2 separate regions of the Homo sapiens genome follow, and region 1 is linked to region 2. A link is a loop called in an ENCODE intact Hi-C map of the cell type or tissue named here. Cell type or tissue: CD14-positive monocyte. All regions are shown on one strand.

Region 1 (8,000 bases), 110 kb after region 2:
TCAGGTTGGCTCCCTGGAGTGGTCTCATTCCCCATCCGCACACAGCTGATCAAGTATTCACTCTCCGAACAGGTCTCTTTCGCAGCTACTCAAAAAACATAACCTTTGGCAGGGTGCAGTGAGGGGGCACAGTGGCTCACACCTGTAATCCCAGCAATTTGGGAGGCCAAGGTGGGTGGATCATCTGAGGTCAGGAGTTTGAGACCAGCCTTGCCAAAATGGTGAAACCCCATCTCTACTAAAAAAAAATACTAAAATTAGCCAGGTGTGGTGGTGCATGCCTGTAATCCCAGCTACTGGGGAGGCTGACGCAGGAGAATCACTTGAACCTGGGAGGCGGAGGCAGCAGTGAGCTAAGATGGCACCACTGCTGTCCAGCCTGGGTGACAGAATGAGACTCTGCCTCAGGAAAAAAAAAAAAAGCAAAAACCATAAACAGAAACAAAAAGAAAACATAACTTTTACCTATATTGTTATACCAAAATTAACAGATGTCACAGAATTTATTCACCTTAAGATAAGGATTCCTTTTCTTTATTGCTAAGCTAAATAAGCAGTAACTTTAACAATGTTAATGACGAAGAGTTGGAAATTTATTCTAAAACCCTTTAATTTATAGTAAGATATTGTTAATCATGTAAGTTTTTCTTTCTCTTTTTTTTTCCCCTTGAGACAGTGTCTTGCTCTGTTGCCCAAGCTGGAGTGCAGAGGCACGATCTCAGCTCACTATAACCTCTGCCTCCCAGGTTCAAGCAATTCTCATGCCTCAGCCTCCCGAGTAGCTGGGATGACAGGCATGCACCACCATGCCAGCTAATTTTTTTTTTTTTTTTTTTTTTTGTATTTTTAGTAGAGACGGGGTTTTGCCATGTTGGCCAGGCTGATCTTGAACTCCTGGCCTCAAGTAATCTACCTGCCTTGGCCTCCAAAAGTGCTGGGATTACAGGTGCAAGCCACTGCTCATTTAAGTTTTTCTTAAGTAAACTTCAATGCACTTTGTTTCAGTATTATTATTGAAAGTTACTAAAGGGTTTTGTCCACTTATAATTATGAAACCTAGATCCCTGAGTGGCAACAATCAGATAGAACTAAGAAGTGATTGTCCCTTAGATAGGCATGGATTTTCCAGTCTGCCACAGTCCCCACCATCCCTTATTGTCTCCTTGACACCAATGCGAAGTGTCAATTACTATTTATCATCAGGCTTCCATTGCTGTCTTTCTGAAGAGAGTGTTAAGAGGAAAGCAAACTGTTTCCTGATTTCATGTGCATACCTGCCTGGCTCTCATTAAGTTAGCAGCCCCTGTCCCTTTTGGTTCCATCATTGTACAGATGGGAGCTTTCTTCATATGCTTAAGTAAAATCTTCAAAAAAGGAATGAAAATTTATTCACCAGGCTACAAGCAGGTAGGGAGTGATTTAACAGAGCGAATCACGTTGTTGTTACTAAAGATGTCACATAATTTACAACTTTGAGCAAAGGTTCCCAGGGGACAGGTGTGAAAACAAAAGCAAGTGATGCGTCATCTCACCTTCCTGAGAGCAGGCAGAGGCAGTGCTTTAAGAATCATTGATGACTGACTAGCAGGTTACAGCGGGTGGAGGAGGGCTTCACTATCTTCTCTGCATGGCCCCTTATTATCAGTAGCCCCAAGATTAGAACTCTCTAGAGCAATGACTAGAGAGCAATGCTCAAATGCTGAGACATGACTTCAGCCTTTTCTTTACCAGTCTACTTTGGGGGGCAGGATGTGAAGATTTGGTGAGTTGGACTCACAGCTTGTAGAGTCTGGCTGGAGAGCAATTTTGTTTTGTTTTGTTTTGTTTTGTTTTGTTTTGTTTTGTTTTGTTTTGTTTTGTTTTGCAACATCCCTTAAGACAGACATTTTGTACAATATGAGAAGTGACTGTTAGTCATTTTACAGATGAGAAAGCAAAGTTAAGTAACTTTTCCATTGTCGGGTAGCTAGGAGTAGACAGCTGGGAATCACACCTTGGTCTGTCTTCATCCAAACCCAACCCCTTTTCATTACAATATGGCAGCTGAAAGAACCTGATACTTTAAGATGAGAATAACATTCTTCAATATTTCTTTATTTACAGCATCATAGACATAGCCTTCAATTGTCCAAAGTAGTTAAGAGTGTATGCATTGATGGGGGGGAAGTGTGTGTATTGTTGTGTATTGTTGTATTTTGCCACTCTCAAGCAAACTTCTCCTCCAGTCTCATCAACATACCCAACCTCAACCTCATAGCTGCTAATTCTTCACAAATACCCATAAAACCTATCTATTGAAAGCTATATTTCCCCCAAGATATTGGCCATATAGGCAGCTTCAGGCCAAGTTCTTTCAAACTTCAGCCATAGCAACCGCAATTGCACAACCAAGGGCAGCTGTGATGAAGTCACGGGGAACAAATTAGCAGAGGTCCCAGTACTCCTCTGGCCTGTAATCACTCATCACCTCAGACTGTGTTGATGATCCAGACCCTGGGCATGCCATTTAGCTGAACTCTATAGCTGAAGGAAATGCTCAGGAAAGGATTTTTAATTTGAGATTTTCCTTTGAATAATGTGAGGCTTCATTTTTTGGAGAAAGGAAGACAGTCTATCATGAGTTACTACCAGGGTCTTCACAACAATGCCAAGCAAAATCTGATCCAGTCTCACCCAAGTCAGTGGCTCATATCTACAATCCCAGCACTTTGGGCGGCCAAGGCAGGTGGATCACTTGAGGCCAGGAGTTCAAGACCAACCTGAGCAACATGGTGAAACCCTGTCTCTACCAAAAACAAAAATTAGGTAGTCTCATAAGCCAGTCTCAAAAAAATTAAGTAAATAAAATTTTTAAAAAATTAAATTAAAAAATGTTGTTAAAAATCTGATCCAGTCTCTTCAGACATCCTCCCACAGAAGATGCTGAAAAAAGGTTTCTTATATGGTACAAATACACAATGGAATACTATGCAGCCATAAAAAGGAATAAGATCATCTCCTTCAGAGGGACATGAATTGAGCTGGAAGCCATTATCCTCATCAAACTAATACAGGAACAGAAAACCAAACACCACATGTTTTCACTTATAAGTAGGAGCTGAACAATGAGAACACATGGACACAGGGAGGGGAACAACACACACTGGGCCTCTCAGGGGGTGGGGTGGGTGGGGGTAGAGCATTAGGAAAAATAGCTAATGCATGCTGGGCTTAATACTTAGGTGATGGGTTGATAAGTGCAACAAACCGCTATGGCACAGGTTTACCTATGTAACAAACCTGCACATCCTGCACATGTACCCCACAACTAAAATTAAAATTAAAATTAAAAAGAGAAGGAAAAAAGGTTTCTTGATGATCTCTATCTAGAACCCTTTGAAGGTGACCCAATCAGCTCATTAATTGTTTGCTCTTGAATACTTGCTTTCACCCAATGGGCTTTGATATTAATAACAGTATTGATTATACTCTCAACATTTATGGAACATACTAGCTCTGAGATAAGTGGTTTCCTTTGTTTGATCCTCACAACAACAATTCTATAAGCAAGTAGGAGGAAGGAACAAACAGATAGAGTGCTATTATTATCCTCATTTTATAGACAAGGAACTAAGGCCACCAATGTGCCTAAAATGACCTAGTAAGCATCAGAATCACATAGCTAAACCTACATTGGCCCAAATCCAAGACTTTAGTTTGTAGGACTATGCTCAAGTAACTAGGCAGCCAATTCAAATACTCCATCCTCCAATTTTATATTTATAAATTACAAGCACTCACAGCCGGGGTCAGCAACTCATGGCTTTCCATATGGCCCATGAAGCCTAAAATATTTACTCTTTAGCCCTTTACAGAAAAATGTTTTCTGACCCTTGGCCTAGAACAGTAAACCAAATCCCAAATTTTCCATTCAGTGTACTGAGGTCTCTGTAGTACTTGGGACCAGCAGATTCCACAACATTTTTTAACTCAAGAAAAATATTTATTTGCATTGATTTATGTAAATGACCCTGAGTGATGAAAGTTGGAAATAAATTTGGGGAAAAAAAGAGCTAAAGAGTTGTGGTTGTAAAATATCCACCTCCTAAACTACTGCAGAGCTGCTGGTTAACCAAAATCCAGGGAGGGTTTTGCCAGAATCATGAAGAATTTTATGAATGGGTCTACACTGAGTACAGAGAAAAGTGCCCACAGGCCTCTCTGTATCCATGTTGATGGGGGATTAAAGAAGACTCCTCCTACCAACATCCAGCCAAACAGAAGACTAGCTGTTTAAATGGCTGCCAGCATGCTAAGCGAATAGAAATAGTGACAAAGAGGGTAGTCAGAAAGGCAGTGAGTAACTATTCATTGTTTTCAAACGTGGCGAGAGGTGTTTGGTAATCTTTGTGTAAAACAGACATCTGAGTCATCTCAGCAGCAGGGAGTTCTCATGAGTCATATAACACATGCTAGTCACAAATCAGGTCTTTCCACCAGTTCAGGAATATTACCAACAGTATCACCACACTACTCAGTATGGATCCAAAACTCAAGGAATATCTATCTAACTACACCTGCATGTTCAAATGTACTAGATGTACCATGGTATAACAGGTGTACCATGGGTGTACCAGTAGGTGTAAACAGACTCTACCTATAGGGTAGAGTCCTTTAAGGTTGCAGAAGAAACAGCTGCAAACTCCAAAACTGCCCCAGCTTGCTGTGTGAACTTGTGCATGTGCTGCCTCTTATCTGAGCCTAAGACTCATCTATAAAATGAGATGTTTGAGTTGGATGCCTCTCCCCTGCCTTCCAGCTCTATGAGTATGTGGAGGGGAAGCTCCACCAACAGTTTAGAAACAGTCCTGGAATACACTGCTGACTTATGACTCATAATTCATCATATCTCATTATCTAATTAGTATTATAATTACCATCAACATTATCATTGTTATTATCCTTAGTATAGCATAAATAATAACAATATAATAATAACTAGCATTTCTTAAGTGCTTTGCATGTGCCAGATCTTATTTGTTCAGGTCTCTAGAATATGTGGGACAAGAAGATTGTAGTATCTGCATAGATCAGGAGTTGGCAAACTACAGCCATGGGCCAAATCCAGTCAACAGCCCATTTTTATAAACAAGGTTTTATTAGAACACAGCGAAGCCTATTGTTTACCTATTGTCTACGGTTACTTTTGCACTCCAAGAGCAGAGTTGAGTAATTGCAACAGAAACCCTAAAATATTTATCTGACCCTTTACAGAAAACACTTGTTGACCCCCTTCTTTTAGACCCTACATAACAAATCTGTTGTTTTTTGCCTCCCTAGTGTCTGCTTGCTACTCTTTTGGTTCTATCCTCTCGACTTCTCAGGGCAATTCCCCTTCTAACTCCCGTCCCTATGGTTTGGATGGAACTGACCCATGCCCATCTCAGGACTGGTGAATCAGGATACTCTATCCTCATAACCACATAGATTTGTGGGTGATCATGTGGACCAAGTTGGTCCAGTGAGATATAGTCCTAAGACTTTGGCTAGAAAAAGTGGGAAGGAGGAGCTCTTCTTTGCTGAGGTTTCTTAGCTGCTAGGATGTGTCCAGAGCTGCCGGGAGCTTATAAGGGAATGACCTGCCTTTGTTTGAGGACAAGGAGATATGGAAAGAGAATCAGTCCTAATAATAAGATTTTAGCTCCTAGATCCAGATACACCTAAAGTTATCTCTAGACTCTTTGGTTAACAAGCTGATATATTCTCTAGTTCACTTAAGTCAGACTAAGGTAGGCTTCCCTCACTTGCAACTAAAACAAAACAGTCCTTTGAAATAGACACAATTACTTTACCCACTAAGATACACCTGATCAAGATCACATAACCAGTAAGTGGCAGAGGCTAGGACCCAGGTCTCCACTGAGCTTTTCAAGATGAAGGGGTCAGCATCTAGAGCTCTCTAGAAGATCTGGCTAGAAGCAGGGACACAACCAACGGGTGATTTTCCTGTCTTTGAATTGCTCTCTAAAGGGCAATTCTTTGGGGGATCATCTTGTTTTCTACTTATGACTGTCCCATGGCAAGACCCAGTAGAGTACTGGCTTCTCATGCAGTAATTTGGGGCAAGTTATGACAAAGAGTGATGTCATAGCCATTTGTCAGCTCTTCATTCTTGCCATTTAACTGGGAAAAATTTTTGCTGGGGAGAAACTTGACCTCCCTCTGTTGGGATATTTAGTCATTCAGCAAGAAACATGGAATCAGGGAATCTCAATGCGGTGAACAAGATTGTGGGTCAGGGCCCTTCTGTGTCAAGGAGTCAGTCAGGACAGATTTTGCTGAAGAAGAGATTTCATAAAATCAAACCTAACTGGAACTATCCGTTCCACAGGGCATCTTCTTATACTCTGCTTTGAAGGGGACAGACTCCAGAAGGAAACATGCAGTGCAGGGTATGGAAACAGAATCTCTCAGGGAGATGTTTGGTTAGTGTGTGGCTCAATGTTACACCTTTACCAGCTGGAGGACCTTATCATGAGGACTGGGTTTCAGATAGGGATCCTGGTGACTCACAGGACCCTCTGTCAGGGGTCCACTGGTCTCAACACACCACATCAAATGAGAGAATGGATTCAAGCATTTTTTAATGATTTTCAACCATGAGAGTTGAGCATAAGTTGGATGGGCAGATGGATGGATGGAGGGATGGATATTGGACACACAGAAGATTGATAAGCACAAATATATACATGTATAATTGTATATATAGAGATTACAAGTAATATTTCTGGAAAGATCACAGAATATTGCTGAGAGTAGCAGCTTCTAGGGAGAACTGAGAAAATGGGTATCTCAAATGAGAGGGTGACTCACAGATCACTGTATTCTCCTTAGCTCTGTTTAAATGTTTTCCTATGTGCATTTATTGCTTTTTCAATGTTAGGATTAAAAATAAGAGGGAATTATCAAAAATATATTTAACGACAAAGCCCTCTTGGCTTCATCCCTCAATGACCCTAAAATTTAAATGACCAAAACCCCATTTCCTCAGGCTTTCTTGTTAAGCTTTTTTCCTTGAGGCTTTGTAATACCAGCCATGCAGACACACTGACATGAGCTCTCTGCTCACGTGTCACTTCTCTGAGCAGAGAGAAGAAGCAACGGGACCCAGCTCATGTCAGGAAAAGATGTTACATGAGACCTGTTCCTTTGGTGTCTGCCCCAACTCAGTGCCAAGCCAGAGGTAAAGGGCAAAGGGTGATAGGAAGGAGTCCAAAATACAGGCCACAAAGGCCTCTAGTCCATCTGGGCACTGCTGGAGCCAGGGCAGGGCAACGCTGGCACAGAGATAAAAGGGCTGTCCACAGTCTGGCCTCTAAGGGACTTGAAGTCCATGGAATGATCTGAGCTCCCTATCTGCTTTAGTATAGTCAGTGGACAATGTCTATCACTTCAAAAGAATAGGACATGAAACAGAGCTGTCCTGCACAATTCTGAATCACACACATATTCTGTAGGAAGAACCTGTGTCTGGCTTTAAAGCCTACTTCTACCCCTTTCTAGCTGTATGATCCTCAGCCACTCACTTTAGTCCCTGAGAGCTTCAGTTTCCTTGTCCATACAAAGGAAAAAGATTGTAGCGTAAATTAGATGGGATCACTTCCATTAAGTGCCAACTACAAAGAAGCAATCAGTATTGGCCTGGTTCCCCCCTCCCCTTTGGCATCTCAGAAGTAAAGGGAATGCTTTTTTAAAGAATTTATTGATTGAAAGAGACAACAGAAAACTAAATGAACTTTCTTAGAAAACTGTGCAGACACTGAAGTGAGACCCAGCTTCTCTGGACTCTTATGTAACAAGTTACATAAGGGTCATCTTATTCCCCCAGTGTGCCCCCTGGGATTATGGTGTGGAGGCTAAGGTCAAAAGGAAATTATGTAAGCATAATCCTGAGAAATTGACAAACAAAGCAGTGACCAGTTCAAGGAGCAAACCAGCAGTATGTTACTGTGAATCTCCCA
Region 2 (8,000 bases):
CCTTCTCTTATGCTACAGTCTAGCTCCTGCAATCTGAGCTCACCCAACCTCGTCCTGCTGTCTAGAACAGTGCTATGCAATAGAACTTTCTGTGATGATGGAAATATTCTATACCTCCACTGTCCAATATATAACTACTAGCCACAACTGAGCACTTGAACTATGGCTAGTTCAACTGAGGAAGTGAATTTTTAATTTCATTTCATTGTAATTAGTTTAAATTCAAATAGCCAAATGTGGCTGGTGGCTACCATATTGGATGGCACAGCTCTAAAACAGTGCAAAATAAATCCCTAAATATCGTTAAGGATTGTCAGGTAGAAGAGTCATGAGATCAGTTGCCAAGTTACCCACCTAAATCTTTTAAGATAAATTCTGCCATGCCATAAAAGTATGTTACCTGGCTTCTAAACCCCAGCCAGCCTGCCCTCTCTTTCCTGGTGAGGTCTCAGTCTGCCTCCTTCCACACTGTGTGATTGCTGTGTGCTCAGCTAATGCCTGAGATTTAAGGGAAGAGGAGATAAAGGTAAGACACAGATCCATGAGGATCTCTGATCTTCAGAGTCAGAAGATCCAAGCTGTGGCTGGGCGCGGGGGCTCACACCTGTAATCCCAGCACTTTGGGAGGCTGAGGCAGGCAGATCATTTGAGGTCAGGAGTTTGAGACCAGCGTGGCCAACATGGAGAAACCCTACCTCTACTAAAAACACAAAAATTAGCCAGGTGTGGTGGCGGGTGCCTGTAATCCCAGCTACTTGGGTGGCTGAGGCAGGAGAATTTCTTGAACCCAGGAGGCAGAGGTTGCAGTGAGCCGAGATAGTGCCATTGCACCCCAGCCTGGTTGATGAAGTGAGACTTTGTAAAAAACAAAACAAAACAAACAAACAAACAAACAAACAAAAACAGAAAATCCAAGCTGTGATTCTTGCAGTGCAGTGCCATAACAAGCTGTGAAACTTTGGACAATACTTCTTGGACTTGGTGTCCAGTTTACATAATGAAGAAGCTGGGCTAGATGATCTCTGAAGCCCCTTAAGGTCTAGTGCTCCTTCTTAAATTCTTATAACTAGGAATAACTTAAAAATTAGAATTTGTCTCTTAAAAGCACTTATTAGACGCCTAGAGCACTGAATATTGGAATGAGTTATTTATGAGAATCATCCTACCCTCCTGAAACTACTCAGACAGATAGAAACACATAAATCCAAAGGGAAATGCAGGCCAACCAAAAACCAAGCACAATATTCCTGTGTCCTATAGGTCAAATGTTATCCACTGTCAAGATCAGCTTCGTTTAGATTAACAACATTAATCCCCACCCACTCCCATGCACAGACATATTTTTTATGCTCATAAATCACTTTCCCACAATATTTCATTCCATCCCTCAACCACCCATTGGTTAGGGAAATGGGAATTACTTTAACTAGACAACTTTCCTCCAAAGAACACAGGGGCCAGGGAATTGGAAGTAACACAAGCAGTATTCTACCTTGAGCCTTTTAAATCCTCTTCATAGTAAATAATAACGAGGTAGGTGGAGGCAGCCAGGAGAAACAAGCAAAATTCATTTCATATGGCTTTTGTTATATTAACAATTATAGATAGCACTTGAAAGCTTACTGTGCTCCAGATACTGTTCTAAGTGTTAACCCAAACCTTAGTTTCCTTACCCCGCATAAGAGCAAGAATAACAATTATTTCCTTACCCCTCATAAGAGCAAGAATAATAACAATAGACTCATTTATTTAGTGACAGTCTCTGTTTCAAGGGCTTTTCACAATCCTATGATATTGCTACTCTTAGTAACCTGGTATTATTGATGCAAAACTGAGGCTCAGAGAGGTTAAGTGAGTTGCCCCAGGTCACATAGCAGTAAGTTCTCAAAACCAGGCCTTCCGAGCCCCTTTTCTTCTTTCTTTTTTCCTTTTTTTTTTTTTTTTTTTTTTGAGACGGAGTCTTACTGTGTCACCCAGGCTGGAGTGCGGTGATGCAATCTCAGCTTACTGCAACCTCCACCTCCCAGGTTCAAGCAATTCTCCTGCTTCAGTCTCCTGAGTAGTTGGGATTCAGCCACGCACCACCATGCCCCCATGACCGGCTAATTTTTGTATTTTTGGTAGAGATGGGGTTTCACCATGTTGGCCAGCTGGTCTCGAACTCCTGACCTCAAGTGATCCTTCTGCCTCAGCCTCCCAAGTGTTGGGATTACAGGCATGAGCCATTGTGCCTGGTCTCTTTTTCTTTTTTGAAACAGGGTCTCACTCTGTCACCCAGGCTGGAATGCAGTGGCACAAACACAGCTCACTGCAGCCTCGACTTCCTGGGCTCAAGTAATTCTCCCACCTCAGCCCCCAAAGTAACTAAGACTACAGGCACATGCCACCACAGCCGGCTTATCTTTGTATTTTGAATACAGACTGGGTTTTACCATGTTGCCCAGGCTGGTCACAATCTCCTGGGCTCAAGTGATCCACCCGCCTTGGCCTCCCAAAGTGCTGGGATTACAGGAGTGAACCACTGCACCTGGCCTCCAAGGCCCTTTTCTTGACCATGCATCCTGCTGGACTCCATCTGTATTCCTGGTCCCCATGAATCTGTTTCACAGTTCAAGCATCCTTCCCCCAACCCCTCATCAAGCCTTATGCTAGAGGAGACAGGATCTACCTCCTGTTGAGGAGGTATAATTTTTATTTCCCCAAACAAGAGCTTAAAGTTTATGGCCTTGGCAGTCCTACAGGGAATGGTCCATGATCATGAATAATAGAGGCTTTGTCACTATTACTCCAAATATCCAGAGGCAAAGTGAACAATTCTGACTTCATACTGTTTCCAAATCTCCAGAGGGCTGGCAGCATTGACAGAGCCAGGCAGAGCCCAGGCTTTGGTCATAAAGGCCTGGATTTGAATATTGGCTCTGTCATTCTTACTTTCTGTGTGACCTCGAGCAAGTTATTAAACCTCTTTTGGCCTCAGTTTCCATTGCTGTATTATGGGAACAATAGCTGCTTTGAAAGAGTGTTGTAAGAATTACAGAAAATTACATGTAAAATGTCTGGTATTCAGGAGGTAATCTGCTTCCCTGAATCCCCATCTTGCTTGTAGTTGTGAAGCTATGCAACTTTCCTTCCTCTAAGCATAGTCTGACTCGTATATGTGTAGTAGTGATATGTTACAGGAAAGAGGAAGCATTGCATTAGGCTGGGTGGGGTGAAGCAATGGACAGTAACCAGGGAAAAGATCAAGGTCGTACTCTTCCATAGCAACTTTCTTTTGCGTTTGGGTCTTAAGTAATGTTTGAGAAACCTTAAATTAACGAGAATAATTTGTCTTATGTTATTAAACTTCCTATATCAGGGTTGTATGAGTTAGCCAATGTTAGGAAAACATCACTATGGCCTTATACCTCTAGAAAAATGTTGTTTTATTCTTCTCGATACATTCAGTAATAATGCTGACAAGGCCGACAAAGTGTTGACTGGGAGAGGAAGTTATGGGACTTTCTGGAATATACAAATCAGAATGATTTACAATCATCATGTTGATGGTTTATCTAAATCTGCAGAAACTGCTAAAATGCTTAAAAGAGGCAAACATTTCCATTGTGAAGTAAGATAGAAAGAGAATCAGAACTTGAGAGTCAGACAGACCAGGGTTTGAATCCTCTTTCTTACTTGCTGAGTTACTTGGGGGAAGTTACTGAATTTTCTGATCCCCAAGGTTTCTTCACTTGGAATATAGAGAATATAATAATAACACCGGCTTCCTGGAGTCTTAGTTGCTGGTTTGCAAACTTGACTGTGCAGAGAAGCCCCTGAGGGGTTGCAAATTTGACTGTGCAGAGAAGCCACAGATCCTGGGCTCCAACTCTAGAGTTTTCTGATTCAGCAGGTTTGGGGTGGGGCTGAGAATTTGTATTTCTAACAGGTTCCAAGATGATGCTTTTGCTGCTGGTCCAGGGACCTCACTTTGAGGAGTGCTGGTTGTTATGAGTCTGGTTGTTAAGTGCTGGTTGTTAGTTGTTAAAGTAGAGAAAACCCCTAGCACAGTGCTTGGCACACACTAAAGCCATCATAAACCATAGTGATCATCAATGATGGTGCTCAGTAAGGATGATGATCTGATGCCTGAGTCACTGCAATCTTTCTGATATGGTACATTTTTTAAATTATTAGGTGTGGGCAGAAGAAAAAGCTAGTGATCAACAGTGGCAATGGAGCTGTGGAGGACAGAAAGCCAAGTGGACTCAACGGAGAGGCCAGCAAGTCTCAGGAAATGGTGCATTTGGTGAACAAGGAGTCGTCAGAAACTCCAGACCAGTTTATGACAGCTGATGAGACAAGGAACCTGCAGAATGTGGACATGAAGATTGGGGTGTAACACCTACACCATTATCTTGGAAAGAAACAACCGTTGGAAACATAACCATTACAGGGAGCTGGGACACTTAACAGATGCAATGTGCTACTGATTGTTTCATTGCGAATCTTTTTTAGCATAAAATTTTCTACTCTTTTTGTTTTTTGTGTTTTGTTCTTTAAAGTCAGGTCCAATTTGTAAAAACAGCATTGCTTTCTGAAATTAGGGCCCAATTAATAATCAGCAAGAATTTGATCGTTCCAGTTCCCACTTGGAGGCCTTTCATCCCTCGGGTGTGCTATGGATGGCTTCTAACAAAAACTACACATATGTATTCCTGATCGCCAACCTTTCCCCCACCAGCTAAGGACATTTCCCAGGGTTAATAGGGCCTGGTCCCTGGGAGGAAATTTGAATGGGTCCATTTTGCCCTTCCATAGCCTAATCCCTGGGCATTGCTTTCCACTGAGGTTGGGGGTTGGGGTGTACTAGTTACACATCTTCAACAGACCCCCTCTAGAAATTTTTCAGATGCTTCTGGGAGACACCCAAAGGGTGAAGCTATTTATCTGTAGTAAACTATTTATCTGTGTTTTTGAAATATTAAACCCTGGATCAGTCCTTTGATCAGTATAATTTTTTAAAGTTACTTTGTCAGAGGCACAAAAGGGTTTAAACTGATTCATAATAAATATCTGTACTTCTTCGATCTTCACCTTTTGTGCTGTGATTCTTCAGTTTCTAAACCAGCACTGTCTGGGTCCCTACAATGTATCAGGAAGAGCTGAGAATGGTAAGGAGACTCTTCTAAGTCTTCATCTCAGAGACCCTGAGTTCCCACTCAGACCCACTCAGCCAAATCTCATGGAAGACCAAGGAGGGCAGCACTGTTTTTGTTTTTTGTTTTTTGTTTTTTTTTTTTGACACTGTCCAAAGGTTTTCCATCCTGTCCTGGAATCAGAGTTGGAAGCTGAGGAGCTTCAGCCTCTTTTATGGTTTAATGGCCACCTGTTCTCTCCTGTGAAAGGCTTTGCAAAGTCACATTAAGTTTGCATGACCTGTTATCCCTGGGGCCCTATTTCATAGAGGCTGGCCCTATTAGTGATTTCCAAAAACAATATGGAAGTGCCTTTTGATGTCTTACAATAAGAGAAGAAGCCAATGGAAATGAAAGAGATTGGCAAAGGGGAAGGATGATGCCATGTAGATCCTGTTTGACATTTTTATGGCTGTATTTGTAAACTTAAACACACCAGTGTCTGTTCTTGATGCAGTTGCTATTTAGGATGAGTTAAGTGCCTGGGGAGTCCCTCAAAAGGTTAAAGGGATTCCCATCATTGGAATCTTATCACCAGATAGGCAAGTTTATGACCAAACAAGAGAGTACTGGCTTTATCCTCTAACCTCATATTTTCTCCCACTTGGCAAGTCCTTTGTGGCATTTATTCATCAGTCAGGGTGTCCGATTGGTCCTAGAACTTCCAAAGGCTGCTTGTCATAGAAGCCATTGCATCTATAAAGCAACGGCTCCTGTTAAATGGTATCTCCTTTCTGAGGCTCCTACTAAAAGTCATTTGTTACCTAAACTTATGTGCTTAACAGGCAATGCTTCTCAGACCACAAAGCAGAAAGAAGAAGAAAAGCTCCTGACTAAATCAGGGCTGGGCTTAGACAGAGTTGATCTGTAGAATATCTTTAAAGGAGAGATGTCAACTTTCTGCACTATTCCCAGCCTCTGCTCCTCCCTGTCTACCCTCTCCCCTCCCTCTCTCCCTCCACTTCACCCCACAATCTTGAAAAACTTCCTTTCTCTTCTGTGAACATCATTGGCCAGATCCATTTTCAGTGGTCTGGATTTCTTTTTATTTTCTTTTCAACTTGAAAGAAACTGGACATTAGGCCACTATGTGTTGTTACTGCCACTAGTGTTCAAGTGCCTCTTGTTTTCCCAGAGATTTCCTGGGTCTGCCAGAGGCCCAGACAGGCTCACTCAAGCTCTTTAACTGAAAAGCAACAAGCCACTCCAGGACAAGGTTCAAAATGGTTACAACAGCCTCTACCTGTCGCCCCAGGGAGAAAGGGGTAGTGATACAAGTCTCATAGCCAGAGATGGTTTTCCACTCCTTCTAGATATTCCCAAAAAGAGGCTGAGACAGGAGGTTATTTTCAATTTTATTTTGGAATTAAATACTTTTTTCCCTTTATTACTGTTGTAGTCCCTCACTTGGATATACCTCTGTTTTCACGATAGAAATAAGGGAGGTCTAGAGCTTCTATTCCTTGGCCATTGTCAACGGAGAGCTGGCCAAGTCTTCACAAACCCTTGCAACATTGCCTGAAGTTTATGGAATAAGATGTATTCTCACTCCCTTGATCTCAAGGGCGTAACTCTGGAAGCACAGCTTGACTACACGTCATTTTTACCAATGATTTTCAGGTGACCTGGGCTAAGTCATTTAAACTGGGTCTTTATAAAAGTAAAAGGCCAACATTTAATTATTTTGCAAAGCAACCTAAGAGCTAAAGATGTAATTTTTCTTGCAATTGTAAATCTTTTGTGTCTCCTGAAGACTTCCCTTAAAATTAGCTCTGAGTGAAAAATCAAAAGAGACAAAAGACATCTTCGAATCCATATTTCAAGCCTGGTAGAATTGGCTTTTCTAGCAGAACCTTTCCAAAAGTTTTATATTGAGATTCATAACAACACCAAGAATTGATTTTGTAGCCAACATTCATTCAATACTGTTATATCAGAGGAGTAGGAGAGAGGAAACATTTGACTTATCTGGAAAAGCAAAATGTACTTAAGAATAAGAATAACATGGTCCATTCACCTTTATGTTATAGATATGTCTTTGTGTAAATCATTTGTTTTGAGTTTTCAAAGAATAGCCCATTGTTCATTCTTGTGCTGTACAATGACCACTGTTATTGTTACTTTGACTTTTCAGAGCACACCCTTCCTCTGGTTTTTGTATATTTATTGATGGATCAATAATAATGAGGAAAGCATGATATGTATATTGCTGAGTTGAAAGCACTTATTGGAAAATATTAAAAGGCTAACATTAAAAGACTAAAGGAAACAGACTCAGAAGTCTCTAATTTAAAAGAATGGGAGGCTGAGAGGGACAGAACTATGCTTATCTGGCACCGTCTGGGTAATTTAGAGGAACAAAGTCAAAGGTATCTGAGGTGGCTGAAGCCTCACACTCATTTTATTTTTTAAAAAAGCAAAAACAAAATGGGTTTCCATCAACTTGAAAGTCTTCTTTTGGAGAAAATCTGGTTTTCTATGAGTGATGTGTGGTTCACATGTTTCAAACTAAGTGAGATACAGTGAAGTGTTAGTTCTTTTAAAGCCAAGAACTACTCCTGGACTTCCAGTTAAAGAGAGGAGAGTGTACATACCTTCATTCCCTCATGTAAGCCTCTAAAAAGAAAATAAAGAGATATTTCCAGACGGAATCAACCAGTGGAGTTAAAGAGATTGGAAGAAGAGACAAGAGCAACAAAAACTTGAAGCTGAAAAGTGATAGCTGATTGGTAACTGAATGAACAAGTCTGGAAAAGCTGACTCCTAAGCCTGCAGTGTGGAAAATTGAGAAACAACCAGACTTATGTGACAGAACCATCAAAA

Evidence for each region. Hi-C counts contacts between places; a loop is a spot of excess contacts. Peaks named below come from ENCODE experiments on the same cell type or tissue, not always from the same donor. Only the 100,000 strongest peaks of a DNase experiment are listed, where the experiment ranks them.
Region 1: a loop joins it to region 2, with 2.7 times the contacts of the local background. A loop is called at or near these places in 3 of 110 quality-filtered maps.

What each region holds. Positions count from the first base shown.
Region 1 is chr11:35,333,011-35,341,010 of GRCh38, forward strand. The region is part of intron 1 of SLC1A2 (solute carrier family 1 member 2); the gene reads right to left. Among named protein-coding and RNA genes, the nearest start is that of SLC1A2-AS1, 55 kb to the left of the region's middle. In CD14-positive monocyte, no CTCF peak of the experiment used is centred here; DNase peaks (open chromatin) are centred at 1,931, 2,421, 4,381, 4,801 and 1 weaker place; H3K27ac peaks cover 3,063 bases.
Region 2 is chr11:35,224,953-35,232,952 of GRCh38, forward strand. It overlaps CD44 (CD44 molecule (IN blood group)), which reads left to right. Exons shown (of 18, transcript NM_000610.4): 18 at 4,177-7,450. The coding sequence ends at 4,381. Among named protein-coding and RNA genes, the nearest start is that of CD44-AS1, 14 kb to the left of the region's middle. In CD14-positive monocyte, no CTCF peak of the experiment used is centred here; DNase peaks (open chromatin) are centred at 1,949 and 3,179; H3K4me3 peaks cover 997 bases; H3K27ac peaks cover 4,867 bases.